Linked DNA regions of Homo sapiens: region 2 is linked to region 1. Evidence: chromatin contacts called from ENCODE Hi-C or POLR2A ChIA-PET data. All regions are on one chromosome and are shown on one strand. The core of a region is the stretch at or near the end of the contact, and the rest is flanking DNA. Distances in the headings are between cores, read along the strand shown.

The links. A loop is a pair of places that touch in the nucleus more often than their neighbours do. ChIA-PET counts read pairs that join two places held with the same protein, here RNA polymerase II (POLR2A).
Region 2: a loop to region 1 is called in a map of lower leg skin, with 34 times the contacts of the local background. The contact joins the enhancer-like site here to the promoter of POLRMT in region 1. A Hi-C loop is called at or near these places in 1 of 168 maps with a recorded cell type or tissue (lower leg skin). POLR2A ChIA-PET finds 5 or more read pairs at or near these places in 1 of 52 experiments (activated B cell).

Annotation. Positions count from the first base shown.
Region 1 is chr19:629,948-637,627 of GRCh38, reverse strand. POLRMT (RNA polymerase mitochondrial) reads left to right here and starts at 4,091. Exons shown (of 21, transcript NM_005035.4): 1 at 4,091-4,203; 2 at 4,690-4,794; 3 at 7,460-7,680. The coding sequence starts at 4,116. LOC105372234 (a long non-coding RNA gene) reads right to left here and starts at 4,164. Exons shown (of 2, transcript XR_936226.2): 1 at 3,733-4,164; 2 at 1-3,644. RefSeq lists enhancers at 508-567, 7,142-7,680 and silencers at 3,878-4,137, 4,148-4,307.
Region 2 is chr19:4,414,126-4,421,805 of GRCh38, reverse strand. CHAF1A (chromatin assembly factor 1 subunit A) reads right to left here. Exons shown (of 15, transcript NM_005483.3): 4 at 3,730-3,786. Among named protein-coding and RNA genes, the nearest start is that of CHAF1A, 15 kb to the right of the region's middle. Within about 2 kb of position 1,250, at least 3 of the 41 ENCODE cell types and tissues checked have a DNase peak (open chromatin) inside an H3K27ac peak, as active enhancers do.

The DNA.
Region 1 (7,680 bases), core at 2,842-5,341:
CTGAGATCATGCCACTGCCCTCCAGCCTGGGCGACAGAGCGAGACTCTGTCTCAAACAAAAACAACAACAACAAACACCGATCAGGGCTGGGCTGGCGCACGCTTTGTATTGAGTGGTGTCTTCCTCTTTGTAGCCTCTGTGGTTGGCCCAAAGGTAAGTCCCCACCCTGATCCCTAGAATGTGACATTTGCCTTATTTGGAAAAAGAGTCTCAATATATTGACACCATGAAGATCTGAACGATATGGAGAAGATTGTCCTGGGGCATCCTAAACGCGGTCACAATACGGAGACAGGAGGAGATTTCACACAGGCAGACGAGGAGGCTGCAGTGCGACCACAGAGACCGAGACGGGAGTGATGTGGCCGCAGGCCAAGCACACCTGGAGCCTTCAAAAGCTGGGAGAGGCAGGAAGGAGCCCCAGGGCCTCTGGAGGGAGCGAGGCCTCCACACACCTTGACTTCAGCCCCGCAGTCCTGATTTTGGACTTTTCATTTCCAGAAATGTAAGAAAATGAACGTTGCTTTAAGGCACCGAGTTTGTGGTAATTTGTCACAGGGGCTCCAGGGACCTGGGCCATCCCCTTCCATCTAGCGATTCTCGACTCTGTGGGGTTTGCTTGGTTGGGTTTTGTTTTGTTTTGTTTTTAGACAGAGTCTCGCTCTGTCGCCCAGGCCGGAGGGCAGTGGTGTGATCTCGGCTCCCTGCAACCTCCGCCTCCCGGGTTCAAGTGATTCTTCTGCCTCAGCCTCCTGAATAGCTGGGATTACAGGCACCCACCATGCCCGGCTAATTTTTGTTATTTTTATTGGAGATGAGGGTTTCACCATGTTAGCCAGGCTGGTCTCCAGCTCCCGGCCTCAGGGGATCCGCCCGCCTCGGCCTCCCGTAGTGCTGGGATGACAGGCGGGAGCCACCACGCCCGGCCAGATATATGGTTTCCCACTTTTGATGGTGATATTAAGTCTCTTCGTAAAACTTAAGCAAGAAAAATAATTAATGTTGTATTTATTAATTTATTTTTGAGACGGAGTCTCGCTCTGTCGTTCAGGCTGGAGTGCAGCGGCGAGATCTCAGCTCACTGCAACCTCAGTCTCTTGGATTCAAGCATTTCTCTTACCTCAGCCTCCCAAGTAGCTGGGATTACAGGCACCACCCACTACCACGTCCGGCTAATTTTTGAATTTTTAGTGGAGACAGGGTTTCACCACGTTGGCCAGGCCAGTCTCGAACTCCTGACCTCAGGGGATCTGCCTGCCTCAGCCTCCCAAAGTGCTGGAATTACAGGCATGAGCCACCATGACCAGCCAATATTGCATTTACTTAATACAGGAGTGGTGGAGACAGATGTAGTTAAAATAAATGGTGGGGCTGGGGGGTGGTGGCGGCTACAGAGTTGCGAGGCTGGAATTTGGGCAATGAGCTGTTTCAGAAACTGCTGTCTTATTCCAAAACCCAGATTATGTTCTTTTTTTTTTGAGACAGGGTCTCGCTCTGTCGCCCAGGCTGGAGTGCAGTGGCTCAATCACAGCTCACTGCAGCCTCTGCCTCCTGGCTCAAGCAATTCTACATCTTCCCACCTCAGCCTCCCAAGTAGATGGGGCCACAGGCAGGCACCATCACAGCCAACAAAATTTTTTTGTATTATTTGTAGTGATGGGGTTTGGCTACATTGCCCAAGGCTGGAGTGCAGTGGTGCGATCTTGGCTCACTGTAACCTCCACCTCTCAGGTTCAAGTGATTTTCCTCCCTTGGCCTCCTGAGTAGCTGGGATTACAGGCACAGGCCACCATGCCCGGCTAATTTTCGTATTTTTAGTAGAGACGGGGTTTCACCATGTTGGCCAGGCTGGTCTCAAACTCCTGACCTCACGTGATCCGCCCGCCTCGGCCTCCCAAAGTGCTGGGATCTCATCAAATAAAAGAAAAGACTAACGCATAAGGAATGGTGAAATAGTTCAGAAGTCGGTTTCCACCCAAGTTTCTGGCTCTGCCAGCCTGCAGGGGTGCAGGGGGTGTCTGTAGGTCTTGGCACACCAGGCCTGGCTGATTCAGGGCCAGGCAGGTGACCCCAGTAGTGGGTGAGGTCTGAGGTCACAGCCCGCTGGGGCACCCTGAGGTGGACTGAGGCAGGTGAGGGAGGGTGCTGCCGTCTGTCGAAAACATTCCCAGCCGGTGGCATCAGTGCGCTCACGCAGGCGTCGGCAGCAGCGTCTGGAATGTGCTGTAAGGAGGCTGCCAGGCCCTTCCAGAGTGAGGTCGAGTCCTCGTTCTGGGCTGATGGGGAAACTGAAGTGCCAGGGTTTGGGGATGGAGGATAGCTTGAGCTGAGGCCCCCGAGCCCCCGTGTGGTCAGGCCCCCTAACTGAGCCCCAGCTACATCTTTGCTCCCTCTCCCCAGCCCCACTCTGCTCAAATTGCTCCTCTGTCCACGCTTGTTCCTGCCTCAGGGCCTTTGCACTTGTTTTGTTTTGAGACAGGGTCCTGTTCTGTCAACCCAGGCTGGAGTACAGTGGCGCCATCTCAGCTCACTGCAGTCTAAACCTCCTGGGCTCAAGCAGTCCTCCTGCCTCAGCCTCCCGAGTATCTGGGACCACAGGTGTGCACCACCATGCCTGGCTAATTTCTTTTTTTCCTTTGGTGGAGACTGGGTCTCAGTATCTCGGTTGCCCAAGGCTTGTCTGGAACTCCTGGGCTCAAGCGATCCTCCCGCCGCAGCCTCCCAAAGTGCTGGGATTACAGGCCTGAGGCACTGAACTGACCTCCCTTTGCACTTTTTTTTTTTTGAGACAGGTTCTCGCTCTGTCACCCAGGCTGGAGTGCAGTGGCGAGATCTTGGCTCACTGCAACCTCCGCCTCCCGGGTTCAAGCGATTCTCCTGCCTCAGCCTCCCGAGTAGCTGGGATTACAGGTGCCCGCCACCACCCCCGGATAATTTTTGTATTTTTACTAGAGACGGGGTTTTGCCATGTTGCCAGGCATGCTTGCGTATTTGCCAAGCTGGTCTCGAACTCTGACCTTAGGTGATCCGCCCGCCTCAGCCTCCCAAAGTGCTGGGATGACAGGCCTGAGCCACCAAACCAGCTCCCCTTTGCAACTGGGATATTAGCCTGGAACACAGTTACCCCCAGATATTCCTATTCTCACCCTTCCCAAGCCTACTGCCCCACAGCAGGCGCTCCCGCCTCTGGCCTGCTGCCCCGGCTGAACGACACAGGTGGGCACACCTTCCAGGTTCCATTCTAAAGCTCCCGCCCTGCTCCTCCTAGGCAGGATCACGCGGAGACCAGGGCAGGCTCTAGGCTCCGAGGTTTATTTCATTCCCTTGACCTCACCCCACTTAGCAGGTGAATCCAAGCCTGCCGCTCCATTCGGCTCCTGCCCCTGAGGGCTTGGGGATTGGAGGGTAAACTGAAGCTGGAGGCTGGGAGTCTCGCGGACTGGGGCTTTCTCTCCTTGCAGCCTCCCTGAGGTCGCACGTGCTGTGTCTTCCAGCAACTTGGTGGCCCTCTCTGAGCCTCAGCTTCCTCCATGATAGACGGCATCCTAATGACTCTTACCCAAAAGTTGTCGTTGGAGCAATGAAGGTTGCGGACAGGAATCTCTAAATTGCAGATGCTGTCCTCGTTATTAGATGAGTATGCCTTGAAAAAAAAAAAAAAAAAGCCGGGCACGGTGGCGGCGTCTGCAATCCCAGCGCTTTGGGAAGCCGAGGGGCGAGGATCTCTTTACCCCAGCAGTTCGAAGCTGCACTGAGCTATGATCACGCCACTGCACTCCAGCCTGGGCCACAACGCGTCCAAAACAAAACCAAAAAAGAAAGAAAAACAGAAAAAAAGTCCGGATTTGAGGTCCTCGGGAAAACAGCCTGAGAGTGCCTCCCAGTTGCCACGGCAACAGCTCTGTCCCGCCCCCTCCCTTTAAAAACAGCAGGAGGAACCAATCAGAGCGTCCACCGGCGCATGCCTTCGCGCCTCCGCTGCATCCTGGGAGTCTACTTCCGGCTGGGGTTTCCCTTCGCAGCCTCCGTCGACCATGAAACCACAACTCCCGGCAGGCGGCGCGGGCGCATGCGCAGGCGCGGGCCGGTGGGGTGGCCTGGAGCGGCGTGCGTAATGTCGGCACTTTGCTGGGGCCGCGGAGCGGCGGGGCTCAAACGAGCCCTACGGCCTTGCGGCCGCCCGGGACTCCCCGGCAAAGAAGGTAACACAAAGGGAGACGGCCAGGCAGCCCGGGGGCCACGGCGTGGGCTCCTCCCCGCGCGGCCGGGGCCTTTGGCGCTTTGACCTTTGCCTCTTTGCACCTGGGCGTGCGCAGCCCACCGACCCGGCCCCGCTTTCCACTCGCCCTTGCCCGCTTTTCGACTGAGGCTCCTCCGTGCAGTCTGACCTTTGACTCGTGGTTTCTTATGCAGCCTCCTGACCCCAGGTGTGGTGTTTAGGGCTCTTAACCTTTGACCTGCTGCACCTCGAGTGCGAGGAACCCTCTCTCGGCGGTTCCGCGCCCGTGTTCGCCGCGGCGGGGCCCTTCCACCTTCGCTGTCTTAGTTTCTTTCCAACTTAAGCCCGTGCTCCGAGAGTTTCCGCTGCGTTTAGGGCTCCTTTGCCCTTCGACCCTTCGGCTTCTGCCTTTATGGAGGCCCCCGCCCACACGCCCGGCCCCGCTCAGCCGCTCTCGTCTTTCCCGCAGGGACCGCCGGTGGCGTCTGCGGCCCCAGGAGGAGCTCGTCCGCCAGCCCCCAGGAGCAAGACCAAGACCGCAGGAAGGACTGGGGCCACGTGGAGCTGCTGGAGGGTGAGCGCGACCCCCACGGCGGCCCGGGAGAGGAGAGTCCGCTCCCTGCTGCCGGGAGAAAAGGCAAAGGCTCAGATTCTGAGACAGGCTGAGGGCGGTCTCCACCTCTCGGGTCCCAGGACACGCCCAGACGGCGTTGCTGAAACATCTCTTGCACCGCTCATGGGCCCTGTCCTTGCTGAGCAGGCTCCTTCCTGGAGCTCTCGTAATTCCCCCTCCCCAGAACCCCACCAGGTGCTCCCACTTTCCAGGGACATAGGTGAGGCCCAAGATTATGTCTGGAGAGACCCCCCCCCCGGCCCCGCCGCCAAGGCCACATGTGCAGAGCCAGGATGTGAACCCTGAACTGACTCAGCTGTCCTGGCTTGGCTCTGGGGGGTAGGCGCCTAATGGAGACTGGATGACTGCGAAACTTGGGAGGGACAGCCCAGGCTCCAGCGGTGGCAGGCCCTCGTCCTGGCCTGGCTGGTGGTGTGGGAGGGAGGTGGGAGCTTCCCTGTGCTTGCTTCCCGCCGGTGCTTCTGTCCCACATCCTGTCTGCGTCCATTAGGCAGCCGGGAAGGGAGAGGCGGGAGAACCTTTATAAAGGGAAAAAACCTGGCCAGGTGCGGTGGCTCACGCCTGTAATCCCAGCACTTTTGGGTGGCCGAGGTGGGCGGATCAAGAGGTCGGGGGTTCGAGGCCTGGTGCGGTGGCTCACGCCTGTACTCCCAGCACTTTTGGGTGGCCAAGGTGGGCGGATCAAGAGGTCAAGGGTCCGAGGCCTGGTGCGGTGGCTCACGCCTGTAATCCCAGCACTTTGGGAGGCCGAGGCGGGCGGATCAAGAGGTCATGAGTTCAAGACCAGCCTGGCCAACATGGTGAAACACTGTCTCTACTAAAAATACAAAAATTAGCTGGGCATGGTGGTGAACGCCTGCAGTGCCAGCTACTCAGGAGGCTGAGGCAGGAAAATCGCTTGAACCCGGGGAGACTGAGACAGGAGAATCGCTTGAACCCGGAAGGTGGAGGTTGCGGTGAGCCGAGATCATGCCATTGCACTCTAGCCTGGGCAACGAGGGAAATTCCATCTCAAAAACAAAACAAAACAAAACAAAGCTCTCAACTGTTAATCCTAAAAGTATCTCCTGAGTTTTGGAGCACTCTGAAGGCGGACATCACGCTTGTCTTTTTATTTCAGCAATTTTTTTTTTCTTGAGACGGATTCTCAATCTGTTGCTAGGCTGGAGTGCAATGGTGCGATCTTGGCTCACTGCAGCCTCCGCCTCCCGAGTTCAAGCAATTCTCCTGCCTCAACCTCCCGAGTAGCTGGAACTACAGGCGCGCACCACCACGCCCGGTTAATTTTTCGTATTTTTAGTAGGGACGGGGTTTCACCGTGTTAGCCAGGATGGTCTTGATCTCCTGACCTCGTGATCCGCCTGCCTCGGCCTCCTAAAGTGCTGGGATTACAGGCGTGAGCCACCACATCTGGACACCTGGGTCCCCCCCCCCCTTTTTTTTTTTGAGACAGGGTCCTGCTCTGTCTCTCAGGCTGCAGCACGGTGGCCTGATCACGGCTCACAGCAGCCAGGAACTCCTAGGCTTAGGTGATTCTTTCACCTCAGCCACCGGAGTAGCTGGGACCACAGGTGCGCGGCCCTGTACCCGGCTTATTTCAACAGTCTTTTTTTTTTAGATGGATTATTGTTCTGTTGCCCAGGCTGGAGTTCAATGGCGCTATCTTGAGTCACTGCAACCTCTGCCTCCCAGGCTCAAGCAATTCTCCTGCCTCAGCCTCCCAAGTAGCTGGTACTATAGACACATGCCACCACGCCCAGCTAATTTTTTGGATTTCTAATAGAGACGGGGTTTCACCATGTTGGCCAGGCTGGTCTCGAACTCCTGACCTTAGGTGATCTTCCTGCCTCGGCCTCCCAAAGTGCTGGGATGACCGACGTGAGCCGCCATGCCCGGCCAGCAATAGATTTCCAACAAGGCTTCTTTAAAGAGATACAGAACACTTAGGCATTGATTGGTTGGCAAAAATGCAACCTGAGGCGGCACGAGCAGGAGCCGCGTTTTCCCTGCGAGCTAGTGGCTCAGCGTCCACCGGTGTAGACACTGGGAGCCTAGGAGTGTGTGTGTGGCAGCTCCACCAGCTGGGGGGGTCTTGCTGAGGCGGGGTGCGAACTTGCAGGCCATGGTTGAGCCAGGGAGTGGGCGGTTCAGGGTCCTGGGAGTCTGTGCAGAGGCCCTGAGCTAGACAGTGAGAGGGGCAGGGGAGGCGGGGGCCACCTGGATAGATTCTGGAGGCAAGCCCAGAGGAGGTACTGAGAGGTGGACGGAGGGAGTTGTCACAGACCCCGGGTTCTGGGCCTGTGCACCTGGAGGGTCTGAGCGGCCAGTGACCGGGGAGACGTGGTGCTGCAGGTTTCGGTGGCAGCTTGTTAGGGCTGCTGAGTTCTGTGAGGCTCGGGTGGGGAGGTGCGGAGGTGGTGGGGTGCGTGTGTCTGGAAAGCAGCGGGCAGACCTTACAACGTTGTTGGCAAGTATGAGGAATTCACGCCTTGGGTCCCAGCGAGCTCAGCCACCTGCACCTCCTGGCCTGGCTCAGGGTCCAGAGAGACGGGTGCTCGAATGGGGAGGGGGTCCCTCTCATGTCCTCGCCTTCTGCCCCTCACAGTGCTCCAGGCGCGGGTGCGGCAGCTGCAGGCTGAGAGCGTGTCGGAGGTGGTGGTGAACAGGGTGGATGTGGCGCGGCTCCCAGAATGTGGCAGTGGAGATGGTAGCCTCCAGCCACCCAGGAAGGTCCAGATGGGGGCCAAGGATGCCACCCCGGTGCCCTGTGGCCGCTGGGCAAAGATACTGGAGAAGGATAAGCGGACCCAGCAGATGCGTATGCAG
Region 2 (7,680 bases), core at 1-2,500, 3.8 Mb before region 1:
AACTTTACACAGAAGTGATTTTATTTTTCTTGAGACAAAGTCTACTCTGTTGCCCATGGTGGAGTGCAGTGGTGCAGTCATAGCTGGCTGCAGCCTCGACCTCCCAGGCTCAAGTGATCCTCCCACCTCAGGCTCCTGAGTAGCAGGGGCTATAAGCACACACCACTATACCCAGCTATTTTTGTAATTTTCCTAGAGATGGGGTTTTGCTGTGTTGCCCAGGCTGGTCTTGAACACGTGGCCTCAAACAATCCTTCTGCCTTAGCCTCCCAAAGTGTTGGAATTATAGGCATGAGCCCCAGCACCCAGCCACAGAAGTGATTTTCATAATCCATTATGCTTCCTTCCATCATGAGAAAAATGTTAAGAATTAGCCCTGTGTCCTGGTACTTGTGGGAAATTCAATATAAGATTCATTTAAAACACAATCCTGCTGGGCTGAGGGGGCTCACACCTATAATCCCAGCACTTTGGGAGGCTGAGGCAGACAAATTGCTTGAGGCCAGAAGTTTGAGACCAGCCTGGCCAAGAAGGTGAAACCCCAAGTCTACCAAAAATACAAAAAAATTAGCTGAATGTGGTGGCGCACACCTATAGTCCCAGCTACTCAGGAGTCTGAGGCACAAGGATCGCTTAAACCCACAAGGCAGTTCAAGATCACGCCACGGCACTGCAGCCTGGGTGACAGAGCAAGACTCTGTCTGAAAAACAAAACAAAAAAACATTATTTATTTATTTGGAGATAGAGTCTCATTCTAGTGCCCAGGCTGGAGGGAGTGCAGCAATGCTATCTTGGCTCACTGCAACCTCCGTCCTGGGCTCAAATCAGTCCTCCTGCCTCAGCCTCCCGAGTAGCTGGGACCACAGGCACCTGTCACCACACCTGGCTAATTTTTGTAGAGATGGAGTCTCACTATGTTGCCCAGACTGATCTTTAACTCCTGCGCTCAAGCAATCTGTCCACCTCAGCCTCCCAAAGTGCTAGGATTACAGGCATGACCCATTGCAACCAGCCCAGGAATTCTTTTTCTTTTTAGTAGAGACACTACGTTGCCCAGGCTTGTCTCAAACTCCTGGGCTCAAGAAATCCTCCCACTTTGGCCTCCCAAAGTGTGGGATTATGGGGGCGAGCCACTACGCCCAGCCTTGTTTCAAATTCTTTAAGGAAGTAACACTTCATCACTACGTTCCTCATTCCAAAGACTTGGCAGTGGCCTGGGACACTCAGTCATTACGTAATCTGAAGTTCAATGTTAAACATGCTCAGCCAGGCGCAGGCTCCCACCTGTAATCCCAGCACTTTGGGAAGCCGAGGCAGGCGGATTACTTGAGGTCAGGAGTTCGAGACCAGCCTGGCCAACATGGTGAAACCCCGTCTCTACTAAAAATACAAAAATTAGCTGGGCATGAAGGCACGTGCCTGTAATCCCAGCTTCTTGGGAGACCGAGGCAGGAGAATCGCTCGAACCTGGGAGGTGGAGGTTGCAGGGAGCCGAGATCACGCCGCTGCACTCCAGCATGGGCAACAGAGCGAGACTGTCTCAAAATAAAAAAAAAAAACGCTCACCTGCCCAGCTCCACAGGTGCCCGCTCCTAACACTGCATGAGGACCACCTCTCATCCAATATGGGCTTCCCACACGTCTGGAGCCTGACAGCTCAGCTTTCAGTTTGGGTTAGGATATCTGCCCTTGTCTCTAAGGAAAAATTCTAAATGTGTTCCAATACATCTCTGGTAGCTTTAACAAAAGCCACAGAGACACAGCCTGGAAGATGTCTGATGTGCATTTCCTGCCAGTGTGCTGTGTGACTGCATCTGATATACGAGACACACGAGGAAGGTGACCGTCTGGACTGAACAAGGAGACTATAAACATAACTGGGTGAAGAGTCTCCCACCCTGTTGCTAAGCAGGAAATAGAAGGCTTCTAGAAACTGCAGGTGAATCAGATTTCTTCAGCCGCCGTTGGATACTTTCTCCGCTCCCCAACCCGGTGTGCGGGACTCGGAGGTTCCAATGAGCTTTAAAAGTGCTCTTGTTCCAAAGAATGAGATAAACTGTAAAAATAAAAATCAGGCTGGGCGTGGTGGCTCACACCTGTAGTCCCAGCACTTTGGGAAGCCAAGGTGGGTGGATCACCTGAAGTCAGGAGTTTGAGACCAGCCTGACAAACATAGCGAAACCCTGTCTCTACTAAAAATACAAAAAATTATCCAGGCGTGGTGGCTCGTGCCTATAATCCCAGCTACTCGAGAGGCTGAGGCAGGAGAATCGCTTGAACCCGGGAGGTAGAGGCTGCAGTGAGCCGAGATTGCACCACTACACTCCAGCCTGGGCAACAGAGACTGTGTCTCAATAAAAAAAAAAGTAATAAAATAAAAATCAACCCCAAATCTGAAACACAAAAACTCAGTGTGGCCATCAGGAAGCTCAGGAAACGCCCAGTGAACATCAGGGAGCTCAGGAAACACTCAGTAAACGCAGAGCCCATGGTCACCAGGCCCCTCCTGTGAGCTGGCACTGCATAGGCAAAGCCCAGAGGCCTTCCCTGGAGTTTTGGTTTGTTTCGGTATGACATGATGTTCAATTTCTCTAACCTTTAAGCAATAAGTAAAAAGTCCCCTGCGGCCAGGTGTAGTGGCTCAGGCCTGTAATCCTAGCACTTTGGGAGGCTGAGACGGGAGGATTGCCTGAGCTCAGGAGTTTGAGACCAGCCTGGGCAACATGGTGAACCCCATCTCTACTAAAATACAAAAAAAAAAAAAAAAAAAAAAAATTAGCTGGCTATGGCAGCAAGTGCCTGTAGTCCCAGCTACTCGGGAGGCTGAGGCAGAAGAACCGCTTGAACCCGGGAGGCAGAGGTTGCAGTGAGCCGAGATCGTGCCACTGCACTCCAGTCTGGTGACAGAGCAAGACTCCGTCTCAAAGACAAAACAAAACAAAAGCCCCCTGCATTGCTGTGTGGAAAACGTGGTGATGCCCCCCACAGAATAGGAGACTAAGCAGAGAGTCACTAAAGGATAACCACCCATCGAGTGTAGAGGCTATTCAGATGTTATAGCACTTAGCAATAAGTGAAAGACACAGGACTGGCCAGGCGCGGCGGCTCACACCTGTAATCCCAGCACTCTGGGAGGCCGAGGCGGGCGGATCACGAGGTCAGGAGATCGAGACCATCCTGGCTAACATGGTGAAACCCCGTCTCTACTAAAAATACAAAAAATTAGCCAGGCGTGGTGGTGGATGCCTGTAGTCCCAACTACTGGGGAGGCTGAGCCAGGAGAATGGCGTGAACCTGGGAGGTGGAGCTTGCAGTGAGCCGAGATCGCACCACTGCACCCCAGCCTGGGTGGCAGAGCGAGACTCTGTCTCAAAAAAAAAAAAAAAAAAAAAAAAGAGACAGGACTACAAGGAAATGGACTGGGTTTTTGGAAGGTAATTTGAAGCTACAATGGGATACTGAACCATTAAGACAGTGGTAGCACTATTGATAAAAGCTTAGAAAAGGCCACACACAAAACCTTAGGACTCACTCAGCAAGCCAAAAAATGACACAATCCACAAACCATGAAGTCCAAGTACTTAAAATGAAGCAGGAATCAAAATGATGGTCAGAGAAGGCTGGGGAAAATGTAAAAACTAGACCAAAGGAACTTCAAAGGGCTTTGCTTACTATTTAATGCAAAAAGCACAGCAGGTTAATTTTCTATTTCAGGGAAAATGTCTTACTCTTTGCAGTCTGAGCTTGTTCTTCTCTGTAGAGCCTTTGACGAATTTCTTAGTTATCTGAAAACAGAAGACGTTTATCTTTAAACACGGGTTATTTCAATTGCTTCGAGAAAAAGAGAAACCTTTCCAGGTGATCAGTTTTTCCACCAACAGAACCAAAATGTCATAATAGGGTCACAAACTCCAGTAAGTGTGCATACATGTGTGTATCTGGGATTAGATAACAAGAGAGACTACGGAGGCAGATAAAGAAATGAGTGAAGGACACCAAGCACAAGAAAAACAAGGCAAGCTCAGAAATAAAGGCAACAGACAAGGCTGGGCGCGGTGGCTAACGCCTGTAATTCCAGCACTTTGGGAGGCCGAGGCAGACAGATCACCTGAGGTCAGGAGTTCGAGACCAGCCTGGCCAACGTGGCAAAACCCCATCTCTACTAAAAATACAAAAATTAGCCGAGCGTGGTGGCAGGTGCCTGTAATCCCACCTACTCAGGAGGCTGAGGCAGAAGAATCGCTTGAACCCAGGAGAAGGAGGTTGCAGTGAGCCGAGATTGCGCCACCATACTCCTGCCTGGGCAACAGGGTGAGACTCTGTCTTAAAAAAAAAAAAAAAAAAAAAGCGACAGCTGGCCTGGGCGACAGGGAGAGGATGGATTTGTAGCAAAGGAGAGAGGACCTGCCTGTCCAAAGGAGATGGAGTTCTTACAGGAATATAGATCCCTATTTGCTGGTCCTTCCAATTTCTCCAAGAGAAGCTGATATTAGGAATTTCATATGAATTTTTTTAGGTGTTTAAAAATGGACACAGACGGGCACAGTGGCTCATGCCTGTAATCCCAGCACTTTGGGAGGTCAAGGCGGGAGGATCACTTGAGCCCAGGAGTTCAAGACCAGCCTGGGCAATAAAGCAAGACCCTGTCTCTAAAAAAAGCTTTTAGTTAGTCGGGTGTTGTGGTGCACATCTGTAGTCCTAGCTACCCAGGAGTCTGGGGTGGGAGGAGCCCGGGAGGTTGAGGCTGCACTGAGCTGTCCAACCTGGGTGACAGAGTGAGACTGTCTAAAAAAAAAATAAAAAGATACTAAATTAATCAAATAAAACATGTCTCCAGGCTGGTTTCCTGTGCACCACTAATTTACATTCTGTCTAGCTCAACTCTGCTTTTTATTTTAATGTTATTTTTGAGATGGAGTCTTACTCCTGTCACAGAGGCTGGAGTGCAGCGAGTGCCACGATCTCGGCTCACTGCAACCTCTACCTCCCAAGTTCAAGCGATTCTCCTGCCTCAGCTTCTTGAGTAGCTGGGATTATAGGCGTGTGCCACCACACCTGGCTAATTTTTGTATTTTTAGTGGAGATAGGGGTTTCATCATGTTGGCCAGGCTGGTCTCGAACTCCTGACCTCAGGTGATCCACCCGCCTCGCCTCCCAAAGTGCTAGGAATTCAGGCGTGAGCCACCGCGCCCAGCCAACTCTGCTTTTTAGAATGTGGAGTGAAAGCTTAAGACAAAAGGGAAACTTGCTGGGGTTTTCTAGGACTTCTACCTTCTAGGGCACAATATTTTCTATCACCTACCTTCAAACTGAGCATGAGCTACTAGGAATTACCAATAGGATCCATGGTGTGACTCACCATCCACCTAAATGGTCCCAGGAAGGAAGACGAACAGGGAGTCTGGACTTTGGCCTAAGCTATCTCCCACCGGGGCAGGGAATCCTGAAAACCAAACTAGTAGAAGTGAAGAGCAATGGGAAGAGACGCTTAAGAGTGGGAAGAAATAGTTCTCCGGGTTCATTGCAGACTTGCAGTGTAAGACTGAAGTTGACTGAAAAACCAAAGGCCCATTTTCCTGGCAATGGTCTGAGGGGTCAACAAAATTATGTAAGTGATTTCTTTTTTTTTTTGAGACGGAGTCTCGCTCTGTCGCCCAGGCTGGAGTGCAGTGGCGCCATCTCGGATCACTGCAAGCTCCGCCTCCCGGGTTCAAGCGATTCTCCTGCCTCAGTCTGCCCAGTAGCTGGGACTATAGGTGCCCACCACCATGCCTGGGTAATTTTTTTGTATTTTTAGTAGAGATGGGGTTTCACCATGTTAGCCAGGATGGTCTCGATCTCCTGACCTCGTGATCCGCCCGCCTCGGCCTCCCAAAGTGCTGGGATTAAAGGCGTGAGCCACCGCGCCCGGCCAACAGTGATTTCTTTATCTGGGAAAGCTGAACCCCTGACTAGGACCTCTCACAGAATAAAAGCTTCAGATGAATGAGCTCAAGACAGCCTTTCCACCTGGGTCCCACTGAGTCCTTTCTGGACTAAACCTTTCTTTAGGGAAAGGCCGAGCCGTTGTGAGAAGGCTGCCCGTGTTGGCAGGAGCTCTTTCACCACCGAGATCAGGCCAGGGTGTTCAGTCTTTGCTGAGAATGTGGCAACAGAAATGCCAGCCCGAGGCAGCCTCACCAAATGCTGCAGAAAAAGCATCTGTCTCTCCAGCATCTACTCTGCCTGCCAAGGCTGTGTGCCTCTCCCCCACGCTGAGGGATTTAACTGCAGAATATGGGAGCCGCAGCTCTCCGGGGCTGCCCTTTGTGTTCAGAGATTATAATACGGAATGTGGTCTTGGGGTGGCGGGGAATTCAGTTCCTTAGTCTTGCCCATGCCTGAAGCTCAGCTGCAGAATCTCCTGCCTCTTACAATGCCCCCCCTCTGCTGTGAGTCCAGAGATAACAGACTTGATGTGACTGGCAAGAGCCCGCTCAGTAATATCCAACAACCAAAACAGAGCAATTACTGCTTAATTTAAAACTGGTATCTTTTTTGCTTTGCCAAACCCTCAGATGGACCTTGAAGTCTGACAGAACTTTATCTTCTTGAAATTTGACCCAAGTGTTTATAGATCTCACTCTCAAAATTCTATGCAACACTCCCACATTCTACCCAGCTGGAGCCCGGTCAGACAGCACCCTCAACTGCCAAAAACGTGATCCAGGATCCCAGAAGGAAGCCAAAACACAAAAACCGACAATCCCAAGGAGTCGCGACAGAGCTCACTATGTGTGGGCATGAAAATTCCTGCACCCTTTCTCAGATAATCCTCTCAGAGCCTATGGACTCTGATTTTATACTAAAGGGTATCTAATTTCTAAGCCCAGACCAGATAAGCCGCTAAAACCTGACAGCAGGGGAGCGGAGGCAGGGGGGAAAAGAGAAAACCTCCAATTGGCCCAAGCATGAGAGAGTGCAAGCTGGGAAAATAAGAACGCACGCATTGCCTTGAGCTACCAAGACCTCATTCTCCTTAACAGCCCAAGGCCACTTGTAGAAGGAAGCTCAAGGGAACAATCATTTTGTGAAAGCCAAGCACAGAAACAGCAGAACTGAGAAAACAGCTCTGTAACCTACAGCATGTCCACACCATGGGATATCACGCAGCTGTTAAAAAGAGCTCCATCTTTCCATCCCAATATAAAAAACATCTAAGACACCCTTGAGTAACAAAGACAGATATTTACAGTATATGTCATACACAAGGAAACAAAATGATACTGGGTGTTTCCTAGAGATCTCTCTGGATATACAGGACACAGAAAAACACAAGGTGATGATGATGATAATAATGGCAACCTCCTGGGAGAACAGAGGGCTTCAAGGTTTCCATTCTTTTTCCTTTTTGTTTTTTTTTTTTTTTGAGACGGTCTGGCTGTTGCCCAGGCTGGAGCACAGTGGTGCAATCATGACTCACCGCAACCTCTGCCTCCTTGGCTCAAGTGATCCTTCCACCTCAGCCTCCCAAGGAGCTGGGACTACAGGTGTGCACCCCCATGCCCCGCTATTTTTTGTATTTTTTGTACAGACGGAGTTTCACCATGTTGGTCAAGCTGGTTTCGAACTCCTAAGCTCAAGCAATCCTCCCACCTCGGCTTCCCAAAGTGCTGGGGTTACAGGCTTGAGCCACTGCA